Regions from separate parts of the Mus musculus genome. Here all the other regions are linked to region 1. The links are chromatin loops, found by intact Hi-C in ENCODE. Cell type or tissue: left cerebral cortex. All regions are shown on one strand.

Region 1 (8,000 bases):
CATGTATAAGAAAAGCAGCTTAGACAGACTTTCCTTTGCCCTCTTTCTCTTTTTTTCTCTTTTTTGCCTCCATCTCCCCCCCGCCCCCCCGGCCTGGTCTCCCCCCCCCCGCTGTGCCCCCCATTTTTTGCAAGTGTAGAGGCTGAAGTAGAACATCAAGTGCTCTCTCTCCCTTTCCACCTTAAATCCTCAAGACAGGGTCTCTTACACTCCTTGTTTTGGGCCATGTATCCAGCTGTCTCGGCCCCACATTTCAAGGGTTCTGGGTGCTCATGGCCACACCTGGCTTTTCACACAAGTGCCGGGGTTCAAACTCTAATGCTTCAGGGTTGCACAACAAATGCTCTTACCAACTGAGCCATCTCTCCAGCTCCTTTCTTTCCTTCTTTCCCCTTCCTCCCTCTGCAACGCTGAGGATGGAACTTGTTCCACTTCTGAGCCACACTCCAGCCTCAAACCTTTGTCGTCCCCCCCCAGTGAAACACAGGGGGCCCTTTGGTTTTTCCTCAGGGAAACTGATGGAACTAAACAAGGACTATCCTAAGGGCAGGGCCAAGTGCATCTTTCAAACTGTCACACAGAGAAACATTGTTAGGCAGCATGAGAGATGCTTTCAATATAGAATGCTTGAAGCAATGCAGTCTCGTGACAATGCTGTCACATGACACTCTCACTGAGTTATTAGGGTTTTACTGCTGTGAACAGACACCATGACAAAGGCAACTCTTATAAGGACAACATTTAATTGGGGCTGGCTTACAGGTTCAGAGGTTCAGTCCATTATCACCAAGGCAGGAGCATGGCAGCATCCAGGCAGGCATGGTGCAGGCGGTGCTGAGAGTTCTACATCTTCATCTGAAGGCTGCAAACAGAATACTGACTTCCAGGCTGCTAGGATGAGGGTCTTAAAGCCCATACCCACAGTGACACACCTACTCCAACAAGGCCACACCTCCTAATGATGCCACTCCCTGGCCTGAGCATATACAAACCATCACAGGGGTGGGGAGAGAGTGTGGGGAGAGGGGTATGGAATGCACCCAAAGACACTCCAAGTGTCATCTAGGTTTTGTTTTCTCAGTACCTATGTCTTGAGTCTGTGTCAGGAACACGGGATTTGGAGAACTACTTACCCCTCAAAAAGCCAGCATAGGAGAAGAAACATTTTGTATGTATGTATGTGTGTGTTTTCTTCTACTTTTTGACATACATTATTCAAGTTGTTCTGTTGAGAGCTAAATATGCACGACTGACTGACTGTCCATTCAGGGCTCTCCCAAAACCGGCATCTATCATCCAGGCTGTTTCTGGCTGCAAGTCAAGAATGCCTGAAGGAGCAGCAGAGTTTAAGCACCACAGTGTATCCTCTCAGAGAATGGTCTGTGCAGGATCAGCCCGACGACACGGTGGCTAAAACTTTCTGGAAAAGCGTTTTGCTTTCTTCCACCGGTAGAAAAGCAAAGAACTGCTGGTGGGCACTGGCATAAGTGGTTACGGGAGCCCCTCCCATCACCCCCTCAGTCAGCAAGTGGCCAGAAGGACTACATAGTGAGACCATTTCGGTTTAAAAAAAGCGATTGTTGTGCATGACTATGAAGTGGGAATGGTGATGCTTTATATGTAACGCAGCACACGTGTGGCAGTCAACTCTCTCCTTCCGTTGTGGATTCCGGGGACTGAAGTCAGGTGTGTGGGGTGAGTGTCGTTTCCTGCTGAGATCTCTTGCTTTTCCTCCCATCTGGTCTCAAGTCACAGGCTTATGGGGGACTTCTGGCATCTTGTTAACCTGCTCTTCAACCCTGAGTTTCATTTCCTTCTTTCTTCTTTCTTCCTTCCATTCTCCCTTCCTTTCTCCCAGGATTTGCACTTGGGGTTCCTTGTGTCAAGCCTGGTGCCTGGTCTAGCCCAGCTATTGGGGATGGAGAGCCTCAGCCCCAAGCTTTCCTGATTCCCCGGGCGAGGAACCTGCACCACCTAGGGATGCACTACCCGCTTTGGCCACAAGATGGTAATGTTGCTCTTTGTCCAAAGCCCAGAGGCACCTGGGCAGGGTTTTAGAGGCCAGGCTTGGGAGGGTCCCAAGGGAACAGCCACCTGCTACTTCGGGGTGGTCAGAGCTCTACACCTCAAGGTCAGGTTAGATTTCCCTTACCACACTACAGAACCAGGGCGAGAGTCATTTCCAACCTCAGCTTCTTTGTGTATGTATAGAACCTTGGGAGTCCTGCTTGGTACTCCCCAGGCCAGGTGAAACATGGGGATTTGAAGTTGAGCAGGGATGAGAAGATACACTTGCTGAGGGAGCTACAGGGTCTCCTGGTTATACCCTCAGCTCCTCAGCTCTTCTGGGCCCTCCAGACCCCTCTGCTTAGAATTTCCATAAATACTATCAGAAACACCGGCTTGGTTAACACGCAGAAATCCTCGCCCAGTGAAGGTACAGGCCAAAGCAGGGACGCTCAGAAAGCGTTAGGGGTTTCTACAAAGTCGCACAGCAACTAACCTGCCTTCTCCCTGTCAGCCATTCCACAAAACAGACCCCTCCTTCCTCTGTGGTATTACATCATCACCAGCAAGGGTCAGCTGGGGAGCGCACTCCGGCCCAGCTCTAGAGGTTCTCTGAGATGTGATGAGGTACCTCTGAACTGAACGGGAGTGTGTGTGAGGTGGGGGTAAGGTAACCGATGCCTTCCATCACCCCCGGGGATTTATGGATCTTGGCTTGTGGCCTGCCTTCCATGTACTATGCCCCTACCAAGGAAGCCATAGAATCCCTCTGGTCACAGATCCTAGCTCTTGATGACCTGGTCCAATACACCCTGGCCTCCCTCTGGCTATGGCTGCAGCCTGCGCTATCTCCATCACGGGGCTGCTGTTCAATCCCAGTTCCTCAAGAGTGGCGGTTCCTGCTGTGTTTACTTCTTGAGTCCTCACCATCCAGCCCAGGCCTCGAGCACAGTAGGTGCACAGCTCAGTGATATTCGCTAGTAAATGAAGGAGAGGTGGAAAAGGTGACTGGAGTGGCACCCAGAAGTACCTGAGGTTGGGTAGCATCCCCTACAGCCATAGTCACCAGGGAGAGGGGACACACAGAACCTCTGAACTCAAGAAGAAACCCAGAACCCAAGCGGGGTGGTGGTGGCGCACGCCTTTAATCCCAGCACTCAGGAGGCAGAGGCAGCTATACAGAGAAACCCTGTCTCGAAAAACCAAAAAAAAAAAAAAAAAAAAAAAAAAAAAGAAAGAAAGAAAGAAAGAAAGAAAGAAACCCAGAACCCACTGTCCACCTATTGATGCCTTTGCCAGGAGCATGGCAAAGACAGGATTCCTTATGAAGGAGGGCTGCAGGCAGAGCAGAATTTGTTCTTGGTAACTAACCTGCTCCTGCTCCTTATTCTTTTCTTCTTTTTTAAAAAATTGTGGAAGAGCCTGGAGCTGCCTGGACTAATGAGTCCCTACTAATGAAGTAGGTCCACCAGCCCCCTCACCAGCTGGGAAGGCCGGAGTGTGCTGATACTCGCCCATGGAGGCAAATCAGACACGGTGATAACGGCTGCAGCGAGCATGAGGGTGTTACCCTTGGCGGATCGGGTCAGGGGTTTCCTGTGTGCATTCCTGGGAATACCAGCTAGAGGCTGCCCTGACTTTATGTCTCAGGTTGGGAAATTGAGGCTCTTTGGAGGATTATGAGTTTTGCCTGCCCTGGGTTCTCAACTAAGGATGCTGGGCCACAGTCTGCATCATCCCTGTTGACTGATTTGAGGTCTGACCCATCTTTCTTTTTTTCTTTCTTTCTTTCTTTCTTTCTTTCTTTCTTTCTTTCTTTCTTTCTTTCTTTCTTTCTTTCTTTCTTTCTCTCTCTCTCTTTCTTTTTCTTTTTCTTTTTCTTTTTCTTTTTTTTTTTTTTTTTTTTTTTTTGGTTTTTCGAGACAAGGTTTCTCTGTATAGCCCTGGCTGTCCTGGAACTCACTTTGTAGAGCAGGCTGGCCACGAACTCAGAAATCCGCCTGCCTCTGCCTCCCGAGGGCTCGGATTAAAGGCGTGCGCCACCACTCCCGGCTTCTGACCCATTTTTCTACGCCAAGCCAGGACACCAGAAACTGGTGGCAGGTTGAGCAGAACCCAGACTCTAATTCAGGTGTTTAGACACCACAGCCTCTGTCTGGCTTTGCAGCCTGGTGAAGGGAACTTCCAGGGCCTCTCAGAGAAGCACCTCGGAGCTTCCCTGTTTCAACCTGTCGCCTGGACTAGGCTGTGCATTCAAAGGGACTGTAGTTTCTTGGTCCCTGTAAGCTGGGACTCTCTTCCCACGCCGGGCTGAAGCCTGGCCCACTTCGTGGACATATCGGACGACCTGCCTTGGTGGCGGAGCCGTGCCTCCTCTCCCCACTCCTTAGCACAGAAAGAGCGCTCTGATCTGCCTGAGGCTGGTAGATACTCTTGCGGGCTCTCAGGCCACACCACATCTATCACGTGCCCTAGTCTGCGCGCAGCAATCTATCCCTCACAGATGCCTCCTCTGCGGGCCTCTCCGGTAGCTTGCTTGCCTTCTCAACCCCGGGGACGCCCAGCGTTGCGCTCCCTCCCAACACTCCCTGGGAACCCGCTCCGCACTCTAAACGCTCTCTCTGTCCCTGCCCGACTACCTATTCGGGTCTCCACAGGCCTTGGCGGCCCTGTGCTCTCCCCTGGGAGTGAGTGACACATCCTGACGCTTAACCGCTGGGTGGCCGCCTGGTGTCTTGGCCCGGAGGAGGGGAGGGGACTGGGGGGGGGGGAGGACACCTCCCTGCCTCCTCTTTTTCTATTCTTTAACATCTCTGGGTATGTTCCTCCTCTCTCTTCCTCTCTTCCCTATTCCTCTTCTTCTCCCCTTCCTTTCCTCCTTTCATCTCCTTCCTTCCCTAACTCCATCCTCCTCCCTCTTCTTCTAGCCCCATTCCTCCTCCTCCTCTCCCTCCTCCTTCCTCCTCCCTTCCCCTTCTCCCTCCTCCTCCTCCTTTCCTGTCCTCCTCCCTCCTCCTCCCTCCTGGCTGCTCCCCTCCTCCTCCCTCCTCCCTCCCCTCCTCCCTGCTCGGCTCGCTCACTCTCGCGCTGGCTGGAGGGGCGGCCGGCAGCTGGCGCTGGCCGAGGCGGCGGCGGGATGGGACGCGCGCTGGGGCGCAGGAGCCGCGGCGCCGGCGGGGGCCGCGCAACTCCGGCCAAGTGCAGGGCGGGCGCGCGCTGAGCCCGGGCGCCGTCTGCAGCCGGCGGCCGAGCGCGGAGCTGAGAGGTGCGGGAGGCGGCGGCGCAGGAGCGAGCGGAGCCCGGCGCCGGCTCCCGGGAGGACCATGCGGGCCCCGGCCGCGTCGCTCGGGCTGCTGCTGGCGCTGAGCGCGCTCCGCTGCGCAGGTAACGCGGCCGCGTCCCCTCCCCGACCCCGCGCGCAAAGTTGCTGCCTGGGTCCCAAGTCCCGGGCGGCCGCCGCCTCCTGCTCTTGGCGGGTCTGGGGAGCCCCGGGCGGCCCAAACCCCGCGCGCGTCCCCTTTGCCTCCTCTCCAGTCCCAGCTGCCCTTTGGATCCTTTTGGGGCTCCGGGAGCCACAGGCAGGGCTCCCTGAAATACCCCTCCTTACGCTGCCTGGCACCCGGGCCCCGGGGTCTGCTGGAGATGTAGTGGCCCAGCGTCCGTGGATTGCTGTCCTGTTGTCTGGACACCTGCGGGGCCTGGAGGTCGTCTGGGCTGGCCATGTCTGGCTTGGCTGCAGTCCTTCCCGCGCCTGGTTGCCCCTCTGTTTCCAGCCTCCCAAAGCTACCCGCTCCCCCAAGTGGCTCCCGCTGTCTCCCAAAGTAGCTTCCGCAGGCAGCCAGGTGACCCTGCCGCTCACCCTCTGGAAGCGCGGGTCGTCCCAGCACCCTGACCCATACGTGGTCTAGCAGGACCCGGGAGCGTGGTCCGCTCAGGCACCTAGTGATGTCTAACGTGAAGGTGTTCAGAGCCCTCGCCCCGGGATCCGGGAGTCTGGCTCCAGACTGGCACCTGCGCAGCTGTCGCCTAAACCCCGCGAATGGGGGAAGTCAGAATAGCCAGTTATATGCTGTTTGCAGCCTGGGATGGAGTTGGCTAGGTTCAGCCACCTCGGTGTTGCTACGTGTTGGTTGTAGAGGAAGCTTATCCTAAAATGACAGTACCCCCCTCCCCCACCCCAGGCAAGTAGAGACAATCCCAAAGGCTGGGAAGAAGCGACAGTCACGAGCCCTGTTCATGTGCGTATGAGGGCTGTGTTCTCCAGACCTTTAAAGCCCACGTTTTGGGAGCAGGTAGCTTTAGACTGAGAGCTTCGCTTCCCATTCCTTAAAACAAAAACCGACCGTACAGATACCCAGAACGCGGAAGGAAAAATGCACCCTCAACTTTGCGGCTCCGACTGCCTGGGTGAGGTCGCACTTAGGAGTAAACCTGGATGCCAACTTGTTTGGAAGGATGACTGTGCATAGGCAAAAGTAAATATTGCCTTCCTTCTAGATGACCTCAAGTGACCCCAAATATTTACTAAGACTTTCCCCTTGGAGAGATGGTGGCCAGCCTTGGGCTTTGTTTGCACCACTGGAGGATGGCTCTGGTCCTCAAGTGGAGGGCTCTTCCTTGGCGCCGTTAATGAGCAACCTCGAGCTGCTTGCTCTTGGAACTCCCCTGTGGGTTGGAGAGGGGCACTGACGGGGGTCCAGGCCATTTCCTCAGAGCGGAAGCTCTGAGACGCGGTTGCCAAAGTGCACAGTCCCTCGGACTTGCAAATTACAGTGTTGTGGCTATTTTCTCTCTCCACGGGGGTCAGCGTTCGCCTGGCTGTGTTCAAAAAGCCATCCTGGGCAACCTTGAAGGAGGAAGCTGCCTGTTTCTTGCCTTGTGCCAGAACGAGTCCCCTCACCCTGTCCAGCCCCACCCAGCTACAGAAGAGCCTGTGCGTGGATGGCTCTGGGAGGCTTGTGGTAGAAGAGAGGATGTGCCACCCCTGGGAACTCATTCCCGGCCCTCCTAGGAGGTGTCAGTGCAGCTCTCGGCTGCATAGCTTGCCATACTTTGGGTCCTCGGTTGCCCATGCCTTCCATCGGTTCCCACCAGGGACATAAAGAGAAACACAGTTTGCTAAGCCTATATTTAGCTCCAAAACAAGGGTGATGTTTCTGAAAGAGCTGCCTACACTTGGTTGGTTGGTTGGTTGGGAGTTAACCAGCTTCATCTAGAACTGGCTGCATTTTCTAGATCGTTTCTGGACCAACCTTAGATTGAGTGGCTGAGACCCTGGAAGTGGGGCTTGAAGAGTTCAGCTGTACGGAGGCGCTCCTATAGCACACGTTCTGTTGCCTGTGCCCTCTTCCTGCGTGGGCAGCTACCCCGGGAAGGAGAGCGGTGGGCGGACTTCTTGGAGCTTCGTGAGGGCTGAAGCATACGGAATTGCACTTGGTTGGAGTCAGCACCAATCCTCCGGCTTAGCGACTAGGGGGCCCCATCATTCAAACCGTGTTTGTTCATGCTGTGGCTTTGGAAGTTAGTGATGCAGAGACAGACCACTGTCCCCTGGGGGAAATTGACAAGCCTTGCTTTGTTGACCCTTGATGCTTTTGTTTGGAGAGGGTGTCTGTGGAATGGGGTAGATAGGGTTCTCCACCTTCCTCCACCCGAGCCCCTCCCTCGCCCCCAGCCTTGCTAGTGACAAGTTTGCAAATCGTAGGGACGGCGCTGTTGCCTTGCAAGTCACAGGGCTTAGTCCTGCTTGGCCCCGTGTAGTAGTCTATTTGTTCCTCATTACACCACGCCTTGGGAAGGGGTGGCCCCATGGTGTGGGGAAAAAATGCAAATTCCGTCGCAGCCTCCAGTGATTTAATGGCACTGGGGACCTTCCCAGAGTAAATCATCTGGCACCCCTCCTACAGCCAATGGCCAGAACCGGGAGATGTGGGGGGTTTCCTCAGGAGCTCCGCTTTAGTGACTGGAGCCAACAAAGAGCGGGGGCGGTTGCC
Region 2 (8,000 bases), 52 kb after region 1:
CTCTGTCTCTGGTTCAGATCTTCTCTGATGACTACTTCAAAGGAATCATAAGCCAAGTCTATTTCCTGGTGTGCAAAACAAACCCAGAGAGTGTTAAAAGCCAAATTACTGGCCTTTCATAAGCTTCACACTTAGGACACCCTTGCTAAGAGAACTGTTGAAAATTCGGAGAATATAGAAGCATACAAAGACTGAAAATAGAGACTGGGGAGGCAGCTCAGTGGGAAAGAGCACTGGCTGCTCTTGCAGAGGATGAAAGTTTGGTTCCCAGCACCCAGGCACATGGCCGCTCACTAACATCTGTAACGCCAGCTCCAGGGGATCTGACACCCTCTTGGTCTCTGTAGGCATTTGCAGCCCTGTTCATAAGTACGCACAGAGGGAGAGAGAGGCAGATAGACAGATAGACAGACATACAGACACACACACAGACACACACTCCTGCAATGTTTTTTTTTTTTTTAATTCTGAAGTTTCGTATATCTTTTTTCTTATTCTACATACTTTGACCATGTTTCTGTTTTTAAATGTTCTTTAGGTGTGGTTTTGGAAGGCTGTGTAGAGATTCATCTCAAGGGCACACTTTGGTCCTCTATTTTTGAACATCTAGGTCATTTCTGGGTTTCAGTGCCTTAGGTGTGTTGCGGTGAAATTTCTTATTATTTCTTACAAATTCTGAGGTTAGGAGTCTAATTCTTGGGCTAAGGATATGAATACTTTTCAATGTTTTGATCCCTGTTGCCAAATTAACTTTCAGAAAGATTATCTGTTGACATCCCCTCCAACAATATGCAAGTGATTTTTCTTTGCACCTTCAGTAGTAGTAATTATTATAATTTCAAAAAGTCAAGTTGATAGTTCCCAATTATCCTTGACTTCTGTGGCTGTTAATGGAGCTGTGGCTGGCTGGTGAGGAAGGCAGCACACTCCTCCTCACCAAAGTGCTTACTGCCACTCACTTGTAGAAAGGGTACATTACAGCCCAGTGAAGAGAAAGACTTGGGTACCATGGTTACCACACCTGTTTGCACTTGACATTTCATCTGAGCCTCTCCACACATCAGTAAGACACCCCCCTGCACACTCAATGCCACCACCAAGTTCCTGAACTCTTTTTTATAGATATTCACTGTCATGTGTCTCTGCTGAGAGATTCCCATAAAACTCCATCCTCCTCTATATTTTGTCATCCTAGAGTAATGGCTATCCTAGGAGCTCTGACTAGCAACTGGACACAGCCTACAGTCACCTGGAAAGAGAGGAATGGCTTGTGGGCAAGTCTGTAGGGGATTGTCTTTATTATTAGTGGATGCAGGAGAGCCTTGCCCACTGTGGGTGGCACCATCCCTAGGCAGTTGGCCTTGGGCTGTATAAGGAGGCTAGCTGAGCATGAGCCTATGAATCAGCCAGCAAGCAGTGTTCTCCATGGTTTTGGTTTTGCTTGAGATCTCACCTTGGCTTCCTTCTGACTTAGGATTGTGAATTGAAATAAACCTGCTAAACCTATCACCCTCTTAAGTGGCCTTTGGTCAGAGTGTTTTTATTATAGCTACAGAGTGAAACGAACACAGTGTCTTAGTTCCCTTCCTGTTGCTGTGACAAGACATCCCAACAAGAGGGACACATGTTTTATTTTAGCTCACATTTCCCAGGTACAATCCATCATTATGGGGATGTCAAGGCAGGACTTGAAGTGGCTGGCCATATCACATCCAGTCAAGGGCTGAGAGAGAATGAATGCATGCTTGTATGTTTACCTTCAGCTCATTTTCTGCCCTTTTATACAGCTGGGAACCCAAACCCCAACTTCCTACAGTCCCCCACAGTCATCTCCAGACACTACCCTTATCTAGACAACCCTGCTGGCAACTCCCTTTCCAGGTGACTCTAGTTGTGTTAAATTGACAGTCAGAGATAACTATCACAGACTGAACACCCAATAACTGAGTCTGGGGTAACTTTAAACTCCAGCCCTAGATCCTTTAGTGATCTATTGTGTTTGGATAGGAAGTGGCTCCCACTGGCTTGGGTGCTTGAACAAATGGTTCCAGCAAGTGGCACTGTTTTAGAAGGCTATGGGACCGTTAGAAGTGGATCCTTGCTGGAGGAAGTGAGTCATTGGGTGTGTGCTGCTGGTTGCAGGCCCAGTGTCTCCTCCTGTGGGGCGGTGAACTGTGCACAGACAGCCTGGTCTCCAGTCGAGCACAGACTTGGAACCCCGGAGACCTGATGGGTGATGACTGCCAGCCAAACCAAGCAGCCCACCGAGCTAGCCAGACTACCCCCACCCCAACCTGCCAGAGTTCTCCTCCCTGCCCCCTTTCCTTGGGTCCCTGGGTCAGAGTCTGCCCGAGGGTCCCTACTTTGTTCTCAGCTCTTCTGTGACATATAGAGGCATCTAGGATGTTCCAGAGTGAGAAGCTGTTGTTCCTGGCCTCTGTGCGGCCCAGGGACCCCAGAACTGGCTCTTCTGCTGTGCCCAGCGGTCTGTGATGCCTGGGTGTTGGAGCCCGACTCCGGCAGTTCCTTGGGGACCCCAGAGACTGCTCTTTTTCCCACTCCCAGAGCGGGATACCTTGGCTTCCCACAGTCTAATGACTGCCTGCTGGATGGTTCCGTGGGGTTGCTGTGCAGTCAGACTCTCTGCATCCTGCCTTGCCCAGCGGCCCAATCCCTGAGCGGACGCGTGACCCCATTTTTTAGCCCACAATGACCTATCTCAGTTCCTGCTACCACGCCTTTCCTACCACGGATGGACTGTATCCCCTCAAATTATGAACAAGCTTTCTTGAGCACTAATTAGTTACATCAATGAAGGGATGGAGACAGGGATTTATGGAGGGCTTGAGCCTTTATAGTTACAGGACTGAGACTTTAGATTCAACAGGTGGCAGTTGCTGGTAGCCCATCTGGGGTAGAGAGATGCCTGAGGTCATCCATCAGCCTTCAGGAGCAATAAGCCGTCAGCTGCATTTTTCTACCTTTGGCTTTCCCTGGGTTGACTTTATGATTTATTATTATTATTATTACTATTATTATTATTATAACTATTATTATCTATTTTGCCTCATTTGAAGCATTCCTCTGTTATTAACATTTTCTGCTTAGGGGGCTGGAGAGATGGCTCAGATGGTTACGAGTGCTTGCTGCTTTTGCAGAGGACTTGATTTTCTCTTCTTTTCTTTGTTAGGTAACCCACAACCATCTGTGATTCCAGCTCTAGGGGATCTGAGGCCCTTTTCTGGTGTCTGCTTGCTCCAGGCATTCATGTGGTACACAGACATACACGCAGGCAAAGCACTCATATGTATAAAAAAGAGGGGTGGGACTGGAGAGATGGCTCAGTGGTTAAGAGACTGCTCTTCCAAAGGTTCTGAGTTCAATTCCCAGAAACCACATGGTGGCTCACAACCATCTATAACCCATTATAGATCCAACACCCTCTTCTCCTGTGCACTCATAAATAAATAGGAAAAAAAAATCTTAAGTTAAAAAAATGTGTTTAAAAATGGAGCCATGGCATCATCACAACTACTCAGGAGGCCAAGGCAGGGGGATCATCAATTCAAGATCAGCACGGGCAACTTAGGGAGACTGGACCTCACAATAAGAATGAAAAGTGGGCTGGGGTGTGGATGAGTATCAGAGTGCTTGTCTGGCCTGTGCAAAGATCTGGTTCCACCTCCAGCATCCCCCACCTGCTTTTACTTAAATACATTTTTTCTTTTAAAAGCAGACTAATACCACAAATAGCAACCAGTGCTCTAACATAGCCAGAAACTTTCAAGATAAAGCCGATTGCAGCAAGCCTACCTCCCTCAGCCCCAGCTCAGCTCTGGCTCCCTTGTTTGCAACATTCAGCCACTGCTTTGTAGGTCCAGGATGGGGGAGGGTGAAGAAGAGAGGGACTTTCTGATGGTGGGACTCCCTATGTTCTTGCATATTCTGCATCCACATTGATTGGGACCTGGATTCATGTGACAGGGACAGATCTGGGAAGGCCTTCAGTGCCAAGTCAAGGGGCTCCAGTGTTGGTGAGGGACCCACTCAGATAGACACAGATGGGTTGTGTAGAAGCCCTCCTCCGTTCCTGGAGCAGAGCACATTGACAAACTGAGCCTGCAGTCACAGGTTTGTCATCCTAGCTAAATGAGAGGCAGAGGTGTGTGTCAGGGGAACACAAATTTAAGGCTCATCTGGGTTTTAGAGAAAGTTCGAGGCCAGTCCAGGGAACTTAGGGAGATCCTTCTGGAAATAAGGAATAAAGACAGGGTGGAGGAGAATGTGGCTCAATGGTAGAGTACTTGCCTAGCATGCAGGAGTCCCTGGGTTCAACCCAGCATCATGCATACACATAAACATACACCTACATGTACACACTCATGAACAGGTTGCCATGTTTCCCCCGTAGTTGGTCAGAGTCCCTGGCGTGTCCCTGGCGTGTCACCCTGGCTATCAGTGGTTGCCCAGTGGCTTCTGTTTCTTGGGAGGTGTCGGCCATTCAAGCTCCCATGAGCTATCAGAATGAAAAAAAAATTGGGTTGGCACCACATCCAGGTGGCATGTGGTGGCGTGTGCAGTCAGATTATTTTTATTTATGATCTCTGAGTCACTCCCGTCTCCATGGTGATGGGTGCGCTGAAGGCAGAGGGAGGGAGTGAGTCCCTGCATTAGTAAATGACCCAGCGACAGGAGAAAGCCCTCAAACACATTAAGGATTAATTGAGCACCACAGCCCTGCCGGACCAGTCATCAACCTCCCTGCCACTGCTGAGGGAGCTTCTGTTTCTAGAATGTTCTAAACAGACCTTGGCTCCTCTGTTTGAATTTGAATGTCCTTCTTATCTCAAATACAGCCAGATGCAGAGGGTCAGGGAGGGCCGTCTGGACAGCTGGGAGATGCTTGTCACTGTAGAATGTTCCAGACTGCTCTTCGTGATGCTGATTTGAGCATGGATGCCCATATAAATGCATAGTTTATTTTACTTGCTTAAATAGATACAAAACAATCTTTATATCAGGAATGCAACTGTATTAGGAGGGCCAAGTGCTGCCTCTCCCTAGTAAAGAAAAAGAGAAGCCAGCTGTAGTGGCATACACCTTTACTCTCAGAACACAGGAGTTATAGGCAGGTGGCCCTCTGTGTGTTCAAGGCCAACCTGAACTATATAGTAAGTTCCAGGCCAGCCTGATCCTATAGTCACCCTGTAAGTGCGACTCTGGTATTTGATGATAAGAGGGTGACATGTATATGGTGACACACTGTATGTTCTCTTTCCTTTAGCGTAAACTTTAATAATGTCCCATTCTGCAAAGATGGCTTCCCGACTCTGGAATTTGATGATAAGAGGGTGACATGTATATGGTGACACACTGTATGTCTTCTTTCCTTTAGCGTAAACTTTAATAATGTCCCATTCTGCAAAGATGGCTTCCATTTGGATGATTGCTGTGTATCTTCTCGTTTAAGCCTTCTCTGTGTCCTTCTCCAACCTCATTCTTTCTCTTAAAGAGTTTCTCTGTCTTAGTTAGGGTTTTCATTGCTGTAAAGAGACACCATGATCAAGGCAACTCTTATAAAGGACATTTAATTGGGGCTGACTTACTGGTTCTGAGGTTCAGTCCATTATCATCATGGCCAGAAGCATGGCACTGTGCAGGCAGGCGTGGTGCTGGAGGAGCTGAGACTTCCACCCTCTGTTCCAAAGGCAAACAGAAGGCTGAGTCCCAGGCAGCTAGGAGGAGGGTCTCAAAGCCTACACCCAAAGTGACACACTTCCTCCAATGAGGCCACACTACTCCAACAAGGCCACACCTCCTAATAGTGCCATTCCCTGGGCCAAGCATATACAAACCACCACACTCTCTGAGTCTCATTCTTTTGTTGTTCTAGATTTTTGTCCCTGAGTTGTTCTCATCTCTTTGTGCATATGTGGGTTGTGATCTCAGTATACTTTCTGTGGTTCTTCATACGGTGGCAGGATGTGGGCATACAGCTGGTGCCCGCCTCCAGGATTCACTCTGTGGCTATACAGTTGGTGCCAACCTCGGGAGTTCACATTACAGGTATACAGCTGGTGCCAGCTGACATTTTTGCTTACCCCTGACTGTCTTTGTGGGAATTGGCCGAGGTCCTGGTGGAAAGAAGGAAACCCCTTTATGGTACCTGGAGGACACAGTGCCGTGTGCATTTCCACATGCCACGCCCACCAGCTTGGGGCTTAAGTTGGCATTGTGTCCTCCCCAGACAGCAGCTGACTTATAAGATTCATTTGTGAGTCTATTTTTTTTTTTGCTTATATTTATTTGTGTGTGTGTGTTTGTGAGCCTGTTTGTATATGCTCAGGTGGCATGCATCTGTGTGCACTTGTGTGTGTTTCTGTGTGCCTGTTTGTATGTGCACAGGTGTGCATGCATCTATGTGTGTGAGTGTGTGTTTCTCTGCCTGTTTGTATATGCACAGGTATGCATGCATCTGTGTGCATGTGTGTGTGTTTGTGTGCCTTTTGTATGTGCACAGATGTGCATGCACCTGTGTGCACATGTGTGTGTGTCACTTCTAGAGGTCATTGTCAAGTGGTCTCCTTAATTGTCCTCAGCTATGTTCTTCCAGGCAGGGTCTCTCTCTCTCTCTTTGGTCCTTGAGCTCACGGTTTTGGCTTGGCTGGCTGACTGACTGGCTGGCCACTGAGCCCAAGGGATCCTCCCACTCTCCCTCCCCCTGCTGGGGTTACTGATGGGTGCCACCTTTCCCATCTGTGTCCAGGGGCTCAAACACAGGTCCTCATGGTTGTACAGCCTGGGCCATCTTCCCAGTTCTAGCCTTTTTATTTTATCTTCTTTTAGTGTCTGGCTTAACCTGAACTCTGCTTACAGATCCCCCTTTGACACATTCCCTGCGGTGCCACCCCTGGAGTATGCTGTTGAAGAGAAAGGAGCAGAGCAGATCTGAGTGACAAAGAGGCCGTGGTGGGGTAGACTCCCCAGGTTACCAAGGGGATGCTCTTTGCCTGTGGAGGGTGTGGAAGGTTTCCTAGATGAGGTTAACTCTGAATTGGAGGAACGAGTGGGAGTCGAGCAGATGTTAACCCCAGCTTCCTAGCTTCAGGGATTGCCTGTTATTTTGAAACCTTTGGATTAAAAAAAAAAATTTTTTTTTTATTTCAAGGAAAATGTCAATGAAATTGACAAATGAGAACCAGCTGCCGGCGGCGGGGACCATTAGGCATTTGTTCTTTGCTTTGAGCATGTAGTCTATGTTGCCTAGATGTTTGAATAAAATTAAAAAAAAAAAAAAGAAAGGCAACACAGGCCTTACCCTTCCAACCTCAGCTGCTCTGGCTTCTTCTCTGACCTCCAAGGGGTTCCAGCCGGTGAGGACAGCTGTCACCTAGGGCCACTCTCTAAGCTTCTCTTCAGAGCTCAGTTCTGATGGCTGTGAGCACTGACTGATTCAAGCTAAGCTCAGGTGAAGAGCTGTTGATCTGACTCCATCCTAATGGCCCAAGGATGTGGCAATGACCCAGGGCTGAGCTGTTCCATCATCATGGATGGTGAGTGGTGGGCACTGAGGATTCTGGGAAGGATGCTGCTTCTCTGGGGGTGGAAGTGAGACGCATTTGACTGGGTGTGGTGAGTTGTGTCCTCAAGTTCTGTCAATGAAGCAAGCCTTTGGCTTTGCCCCCACTCTTGTTGGTGCCACTGTTTGTTAAATAGGCAGAGGCCCTGGTATCTATACTGACAGCTGGCACAATAGGGGGTGGTTTCAGAGCTGAGAGGCCATTGGCCTTCCACAGATGTGCCCGAGGCTTCTATCTTGGAGAGGGTGGTGGAGGGGTGGGGTGGTGGAGTCAGGCAGGGGTGCTGCTGTTTCCATTCTATTAAGGTTTGCTTCTGCAACCAGCTTGGTGAGGTAGGTTATGAGGAAGAGACTCCTTGGGAAAGGCCTGGAGCGTGGGTCACACTGCAGGTGTCCCAGGCTGTCTTGAATTTCCCTGAGG
Region 3 (8,000 bases), 270 kb after region 1:
TATGTGTGACATGATGTCATGGATTTTCATTGCTTTCCCATCAGATTCTTTGCAGCAAGGTCTTTCAGTCAAACCCAGAGCTCATCGATATAACGCGTTCTGCTTGCCACTTTGCTCTCTGGATTCCCTAACTCTGCCTTCCCAGGCTTTAATTATAGGCAGCCTCCACACCCCCTCCTTTTACCCCCTCCCTTCATTTATGTGGGTTTCTGGGGGCAGGGTTGTACCTTGGTCTTTGTGCTTCCATGGAAAGTGCTTTAACTGTCGAGCCATCTCCTTGGCTTCTGTAGTGTATGTCACACGCTCATATTTAACTGAGCAAATGTTTTTAAATTGCAAAGGAATTTAAATTGCAAAGGCCTTAGCTACCCCAGGCCTGGGGAACATGGGTCTTGGTGCAGTTTGGGATGAAGGCAGTGGTCCTGAGCCTCATCAGTGTGTCTACACATCCACAGAGCTGGGTTGCATAAGGACAACTTCCTTTAAACATCCCATGTGCTTCCCCTGCTTCGTCTCCTTCCTTCTCCAGGTCTTTGTCTGCCTTCATGGCACATGGATGTAGTTATTTATTTATTTTTGGATCTGTTAAGAATCCATGAAAATTCTGTAAAGAAGTATAGGGCCCACAAATGAGTCTAAAATACAGTATTTTCTTCTCCATGTCTGGCTGATTTTGCTTAATGCAGTGGTCTCCAGTTGTATCCGTTTTCATACAAATGACATAATTCCATCCTTTCTATGGCCGAATAAAATTCCACTGTGTATGTGTGCCAGGTCTTACTTATTCGATGGTCTATCGATGGATGCTCAGGGTGATTCCACATCTTGGCTGCTGAGAATGGTGCTGCAGTAAGCGTGGTGTGCAGGTGTCCTCTGATGTGTTGCCTCTGAGTCTCTATGGACACAGTGTCCAAATGCTCATGCTGACTGCCATCCACCATGTGGCTCTGAGCCTGGGCTGTGTGCTGTCTCTTCTGAGGGGGCTTTGCATGAGATGAGATTGTGTGTGTGTGTGTGTGTGTGTGTGTGTGTGTGTGTGTGTGTGTACAGTGAATGGCTGTGTGCCCTCACATTGGGAATCTTCATGGGGTTTATGAAGACTATAGCTGTGTTGGTGAGTATTAGAGACAGATGTTTACAGCACCCACTGAAAGAGAAAAGGCTGGCAACTTCCTCCCATCATCTCTCCTTCCCTCCATCCTTTCTTCCCTCTCTGCCTCCCTTCTGCTCTTTTCCCTTTTCTTTCTTCCTCCACTCCCCCTTTTGAGACAGTGTCTCACTATATAGCCTAGGCTGACCTCAAACTTGCAGTGATTCCCCCCACCCCCGCCCCTGCCTCAGCCTTCCAAATACCAATAACTCCTTTCCTTGGAGGAAAGGAAAGCAAATTTCAGAGATGAAGTTGTGGGTATGGGTTGCTAGGCCAGGAATAAACACCAGACTGTCTGACTCTGTACAAGGAAACTAGGAATGTAACCTAGGACCAAAGCAGGTAGGCAAAGTGAGGCTGGCCACTGTGTGCACCCCATGCCTAGAGCCAGAGCTCTGGTAGATCATGTTTTCTAAGGCTCAAGGGTCATTTCAATGGTGAGACAGAACATGGCACAGGGATTCCTGGGAAGGTGGAAAGCAGAAGTTGTTACCTACAAGTCTAGGAGAAGAGAGGGCCAGGCAGTGTGTGTGTGTGTGTGTGTGTGTGTGTGTGTGTGTGTGTGTGTGTGTGTTCATGCGTTGGGTAACAGCAAGAAGGAGGGTGGAGTTAGCTGAATTTCCAGGATTCTCTGAAATTTGAGTATTTTCTTGGGCCTCTGGATACAGATAGGGCTGTGTGGGTTCGTTTGATATCTGGTCTTTTAAGCTGTGAAGGGCTTAGAGTAGGAGAGCCCATCCAAGCAAAATGGATAAATACCCCATGGTTTTCCTCATTTGGGGGACCTAAAATTCTTTAAGGCTTCATTGTGTTCACACAAAGTGGGAGGAGGCCAGGGGAGGAGGGCAGGTGAGAGTGGACCTTGCTGAATGCAGAGGAAGAGGTGCTGCTCCTCTGTTGACCAGCAGACTGGCCAGGACAGGATCACACAAACAGGCAGACCATATTAAGCTGTCAAAACTTGGGGTAACCATGGTGATTTAGGATGAAAAGCATCTCTCCCGTCCCAAGCCAGATTCTCCAGGGCCCCTGGGTCACCTCAGACACTCACTAACAGAGGCATAAATACCAGAGTTGAGATCCACGCCCGAAACTAGAGACATTCCTCAGTTTCCCCATGGAGGAAACAGATAAGTGACTGACTTTGAGGTATGTTGAAGCTGGCAGGGGCAGCTTAGGCACAGCCCCGGTTCCAGCTACCTTTTCCAGTGTCACCACCAGCCTTGTTAGTTAAGGTGATCAGGCACTGATGAGCAGGCTGCGTTTTCGGGCTACGGTTACTCTAATACAATCGCTGTAGGAGACATCTGTTGCTGGACGTAGCACCACAGGCATGACCACGCCTGGTTGGTTCCTATTAATTTCATTCATGAATCACAGGCTTAAGTGGATGGAGGAGTGAAAAGGGTTTGTGCCTGAGAGGGGGGGAGGGAACTACTTCTCTACTGGGGAATTGGCAGTACTCTGACTTTCTCCAGTACCTTCCTGTTATGTCCTCTTCAATTAAGGTGTTAAATCAGAGAGAGTGGATCCAGGTGTAGTCCTGGAGGCCATGACTCTGACATCACGGAAGCATCATGCGATCAGGCTGAATCCGCAAACACCCTGTGTTCTCATGCTCTTCTTCAAGCCGGTGGCCTCTGCACTGAGCCCCATGGTTATTGATTAATAAGTGAACGTAAGCCTGAAAGGGGGCAAGGCTGCATTATTGCCCTGTGCAGGGAAGGCTGGAAGCCTTCCTGTTGACAGAGCCCACGGTGGAAGGACTGAGGCTCCAGGCAGAGTGCCCCAGTGCTGGGGATTTGAATTCTGATCGTTGAATCGCTAATGTGACAGGCTATCTCCCAGCCCCTGGTGTTTCGTTCAATGAATCTGCAAGTGGCGTGTTTAATATGTAAGGAATGGGAACCAGGAGGAATGGGATCCAGGAGAAAAGGAAAGTGTTTGCCTCCTCTGTCTACCTTCTCTGTTCCCAGGGAGGCTTTTGACAATGGCAGGTTACCCACATCTCTGTGGACTGGAGTCCAGGGATGTTCTCAGGACCTTGGAGAGGGCCAGAGAGGCTGTCTTTTTCTGTAGGACGTTCTCCACTGTTCCTGGTGGCCAGCCTGCTTTGGTGAATCACAGGTGAATGGAGACCTTTACCTCACAGGTGGGGAAAGCAAGAGGCTGTATTATTGCACCAGCATCTGGCGTCTGTGGGACTCCTGCAGAGGACTCTGTCCTTTGTCAACCGTGGTGGGGAGACTGGACGCTGCAGTCAGAGACTGAGAAGTTCCCGTCCCACTCAGAGACCTTGACTCAGGTAAAGCTAGACCCCTAACTACACCACGGGGCGGGGGGAAATCAGTGAGTTTATTACACAGAGAATAACTGTCAATGTTTCTGATTTGAACATGGGCATTTAGAGAGAATTTTATACACAATTCTGTGGCTTTTCAGGCACCATTGTTCAGAAGGTATAATTTACAGCAAGGTTTAAAGGATGAAGTGAAACTTAAAAATTAGGTAAAAATATAGTGATTGAATTTCCTTGTTTTTTTAAAAAATTTTTTTTAGATTTATTTTATTATTTTATGTGTCTGAGTGTTTTGCCTGCATATATGTATGTGTGCTATATGCATACAGTACTCATAGAGATCAGAGGAGGGTGTCTGATCCGTTGGAGCTAGAGTTACAGTTGTCTGTGAGCTGCCATGTGGGTGCTGGGAACGGAACTCGGGTTCTCTGCAAGAGCAGCTGTTGCTTTTTAGGACTGACCCATCTCTCAAGCTCTTCACTTGTTTCTCTAAAGGGATTTTCTTTTTATAAGTAAAGTTCTAAGATGATATTACAACTTACATTGTTTGGGTTTAGGGATGAGAGTGGACTAGTAACTGTGTGAACCCCAAGGCCATGTACTTCCTAACCCTTAGTAAGGACAGTTTCAACTGTGTATGTGTGTGTGTGTGTGTGTGTGTGTTGCTTGCAGATGCTGTTGGAGTCCAGAAGAGGGCGTCAGATTCCCTGGAGCTGGATTTACAGGCAGCTGTGAGCTGCTTAAGTGGATCTTAAGAACAGAACTTGGGTTCCCTGCGAGTTTAGAACATGCTCTTAACTGATGGGCTATCTCTTCAGGCCCATGTGTTTCTTTTCTCAGCCTCGACTGAGATATCGTTAGGAAAACATGCACTATCTCTGCAGGCAGCGTTGGCTGGGTCAGTTGCATTGATGTTTCTGATGCCCAGTCATCAGGAGACATGGGCTAGATCCTAGAGGACAGGCTTCTCCATTTCACTGTCAGCTTTAACTTTCTAGTCCCTGTATCCTGTCTTGCTCGAACCCCAGGCATAACGTTGCTCCCTCCAGGACTCTGGAGGTGTCTTCTCAGTTGAACAAGGATGTGAGCCCATGAATAAAGGTCAGGGTGACTCAGTATCTCTTGCTGTACCATTTATGAAATATTTTGGCTGAAAATAAGGGCTGGGGCTGGTTCAGGTATGTAAGTTAGAGACAGCCTCAAAGTCCTTTGTGTTGACTGAGTCTCTTTTATAACCCTAGAGGCTCTCTGGGTCCTCTCCATCACCAACTCCATCACCTTTACTCCAGAAAGGAGGACTGACACACAGGCTTGAGGCTGAGATACTTCAGCAAGCTGAGAAACCCCAGGGTCAAATTGCAGTCCGGTTCTTAGCATCTCAGCACTATTGTCACATGCAGCTCTTCAGCTTGACATCACAAGCTGGAGGGGAGGAGAGCTGGGAGCTCATTACCATGGGTGTCTTGGAAAGTTTGGGGGCGAGTTCTGCATTAATTAAGCCTCATTTGAATAATGAGCACATGCTATTTATTTTCTTGGAGAGCTGCTCTGAGGGAAGCAGAGAGGCTTCTCCTACAGGAAGCCTGGTGGCCCGTGGGCCTGCCGCCCATCACTTGGGGGAGGAAGGGGGAGGCAAGGGTGCTATTTTAAACTCTCTGTTATTGCAGGGAACACCCATAACTGGAACATTGTGGGGCGGTTGTCAGCTGTTTCTGTGAGAAAAGGCCTGGGGTCAGCCAACATCTTCTCTAGTCCTCTCAATGCTGCTCTTTGCTGTGCATATGAGATGGTCTAAAATCTGCCCATCTCATCTTCCCAAATCATGTGTTCTTCTTGGTCTGTTATGGGGCCAAGCAGAATGGTGAACTTGTGATCATGAGGTCACTATAGTGGTCACGAGAGGACTCCACAGGAAGAGAGGTATTCTGATACCAAACATCTAGATCTGCCTGATATCCTTCTGGGTGCTTAAGAAGCATGCACATCGGCTGGGCAGTGGTGGCACATGCCTTTAGTCCCAGTACTTGGGAGGCAGAGGCAGGCAGATTTCTGAGTTCGAGGCCAGCCTGGTCTACAGAGTGAATCAGGACAGCCAGGGCTACACAGAGAAACCAGGTCTCGACAAAACCAAAAGAAGAAGGAGGAGGAGGAGGAGGAGGAGCAGCAGCAGCAGCAGCAGCAGCAGCAGCAGCAGCAGCAGCAGCAGCAGCAGCAGCAGCAGCAGCAGCAGCATGTGCATCTCTGAACTGAAAAGCAGTTATTCCCCAGTAATATGGGTATTTAAATCTGATCAGGGCTCATCTGATCCAGTCTAGAGAAAACAAGTGTCCCTTGTGCCTTTTCCCTGTGCAAGTGGCTTGTGCAGAGTGACTGCGTCTCTCACATAGTATGGGAAGAAACCAGCCAGATTCCCTCAACTCTGTAATTAAATCACAGACCTCCATGCCTTTGGCTGCACCCAGTAATCTTTCTTCATGAAACCACTTGCCCACTTGCCCATCAATCGAGGCCAGAGTTCTGAGTCATAAGCAAAAGTACAGAAGGCTCAGGCCTGACTCTATGAGTGTGCAGCTCAAGAGAGCCCACACATGTCAGCACTCATGAAGCCGGGCACTGGAGCTGCACACACTTAGCATCATGATGTTGCAGAGAACATGGAGGGCTGTGCAGACATGTCAGTTTCGCACTTCAGGGAGATACTTCAGCATTCAGGCCTTCATGTTCTTGGGGTTTTGGAGCCACCTATTACTAACTAATGTTCTTCACACAAACATCACGGGTCTTTAAGCAAGACTTTAAAACAATGTTGTAATTATCATATATGTGAAGAGACCCTGTGGTGGTTCGAATACGCTTGGCCCAGGAAGTGGCACTATTAGGAAGTGGTATGGCCTTGTTGGAGGAAATGTGTCACTGTGGGGTGAGTTTTTGAAACCCTCATTCTAGCCACATGGGAGAAAGACTGCTCCTGTCTTCCTTTAGATGAAGATAGCGAACTCTCTGCTCCTTCTCTAGCACCATATATGCCTGCATGCTGCCATGTTCCTACCTTGACGATGATGGTCTGAACCTTTGAACCTGTAAGTCAGCCCCAATTAAATGTTGTCCTATATGAGTTGCCTTGGTCATGGTGTCTGTTCACAGCAATGGAAACCTAACTGGATAAGACCCCAAACTGGATAGTTCACGGGATTACTCAAATGTCCTCAGTACCATCATGCCTCTATCTGCTGCAATGGCCCAACCCATCCTCTATCCAGTTCAGGGTGCTCCTCCAGTCTTGGTCCTCATAGGACCCTCCTGTACTAAGGCACTTTCTTTTAGAGTCTCCTAGTTTCTATAGCATCACCAGCTATGGCATCCTCTTCATTGATAGGGTGAAGTCTATTCTTAAGGATCGCCATCAAATCTCCCATAGGCTTTGTAGAAGCATCTCCAGGGTCAGAGCATAGATTCTGGGTCTTAGAGAGATGATTCAGCCACTAAAAACACTTGTTACTCTTGTAGAGGAACGGGGTTCTATTCCCAGCATCCACATAATGGCTCACGTTCAACTGTTAACCAGTTTCAGGAGATCACATGCCCTCTTTTGGCCTCTTCAGACACGAGGCATGCACATGGTGCACATAGTTACATGTAGCCAAGACATTCACACATTAAATAATATGAATAAATCTGATTTTAAAAAGGTGTGGGCTTTGGATCATGGGCACGGGTGATGCTGAGTGTGGACCCCAACAGCTCTCTTTAAGGGGAGGAAAGACACCAGGTATTTGGGACAGGGTGGCTGCAGGTGAGGGAGCAGTGCACGGTTTTGTCACCTCATGCATCTGATGGTGCCCAGGTAAACATGGGCAGAGGTCTCAGCACTGAGCTTGGGCACAGTCAGCACTGGGGGACGGCCACAGAATGACTGTCTCTCTTCAAATATAATGAAAGAGATTTTTTTTCTGTGTTTCCTGCCAGTGTAGATTTTTGAAAACCCCAGTAGTCCAGATTGAACTTAATTTGAAAGTCATTGCAATTGAGATGGGGGTGAACTGACAGTTCATTAAGGAAATACTTGATGAGCCAAGAAAACGTGCCAAAGTTAACATTATAAACACGATTAATGAGCAGTGTGACTACAAAATTCATAAAGGAAAATAACAACACAACACATAGGGCCTTGTCTCTGTTGGCCGGACAGGCTGCTGACAGTGTGTCCTGATTTGTCTGTGTTAAATGCCTGAGGCTCCAGGCTTGCCCACATGGCCGATGTTATCTCTCATCTGAATTTGACAGGAATAACTTTATGTTTTGTGTACACAAATTTCTAATGCTTTAATCGCTTTAGCTGATGTGGGCTCAGGGTTTGCCAGCCAATCAGACTCCATCCCCCCCCAAACAAAAAAACAACAACAAATTCATATTTTTTCCTTTTTCCTTTTCTCTTTCTTTCTTTCTTTCTTTCTTTCTTTCTTTCTTTCTTTCTTTCTTTCTTTCTTTCTTTCTTTCTTTCTCTCTCTCTCTCTCTCTCTTTCCTTCCTTCCTTCCTTCCTTTCCTTCCTT

Evidence for each region. Peaks named below come from ENCODE experiments on the same cell type or tissue, not always from the same donor. Only the 100,000 strongest peaks of a DNase experiment are listed, where the experiment ranks them.
Region 2: a loop joins it to region 1, with 4 times the contacts of the local background. A loop is called at or near these places in 12 of 42 quality-filtered maps.
Region 3: it touches region 1 in a loop (6-fold over the local background); 6 of 42 quality-filtered maps call a loop at or near these places.

What each region holds. Positions count from the first base shown.
Region 1 is chr5:125,527,300-125,535,299 of GRCm38, forward strand. It overlaps Tmem132b (transmembrane protein 132B), which reads left to right and starts at 5,119. Exons shown (of 9, transcript NM_001190352.1): 1 at 5,119-5,391. The coding sequence starts at 5,331. In left cerebral cortex, CTCF peaks have their summits at 2,008 (motif pointing right) and 4,725; DNase peaks (open chromatin) are centred at 2,004, 4,539, 5,070, 6,137 and 3 more places; H3K4me3 peaks cover 3,682 bases; H3K27ac peaks cover 3,671 bases.
Region 2 is chr5:125,579,413-125,587,412 of GRCm38, forward strand. All of the region lies in intron 1 of Tmem132b (transmembrane protein 132B), which reads left to right. Among named protein-coding and RNA genes, the nearest start is that of Tmem132b, 51 kb to the left of the region's middle. In left cerebral cortex, no CTCF peak of the experiment used is centred here; DNase peaks (open chromatin) are centred at 3,810, 4,069, 4,584 and 5,937; H3K27ac peaks cover 3,858 bases.
Region 3 is chr5:125,800,528-125,808,527 of GRCm38, forward strand. No RefSeq gene overlaps it. Among named protein-coding and RNA genes, the nearest start is that of Gm51294, 23 kb to the left of the region's middle. In left cerebral cortex, no CTCF peak of the experiment used is centred here; DNase peaks (open chromatin) are centred at 213, 854, 4,181, 5,032 and 1 more place; H3K27ac peaks cover 1,596 bases.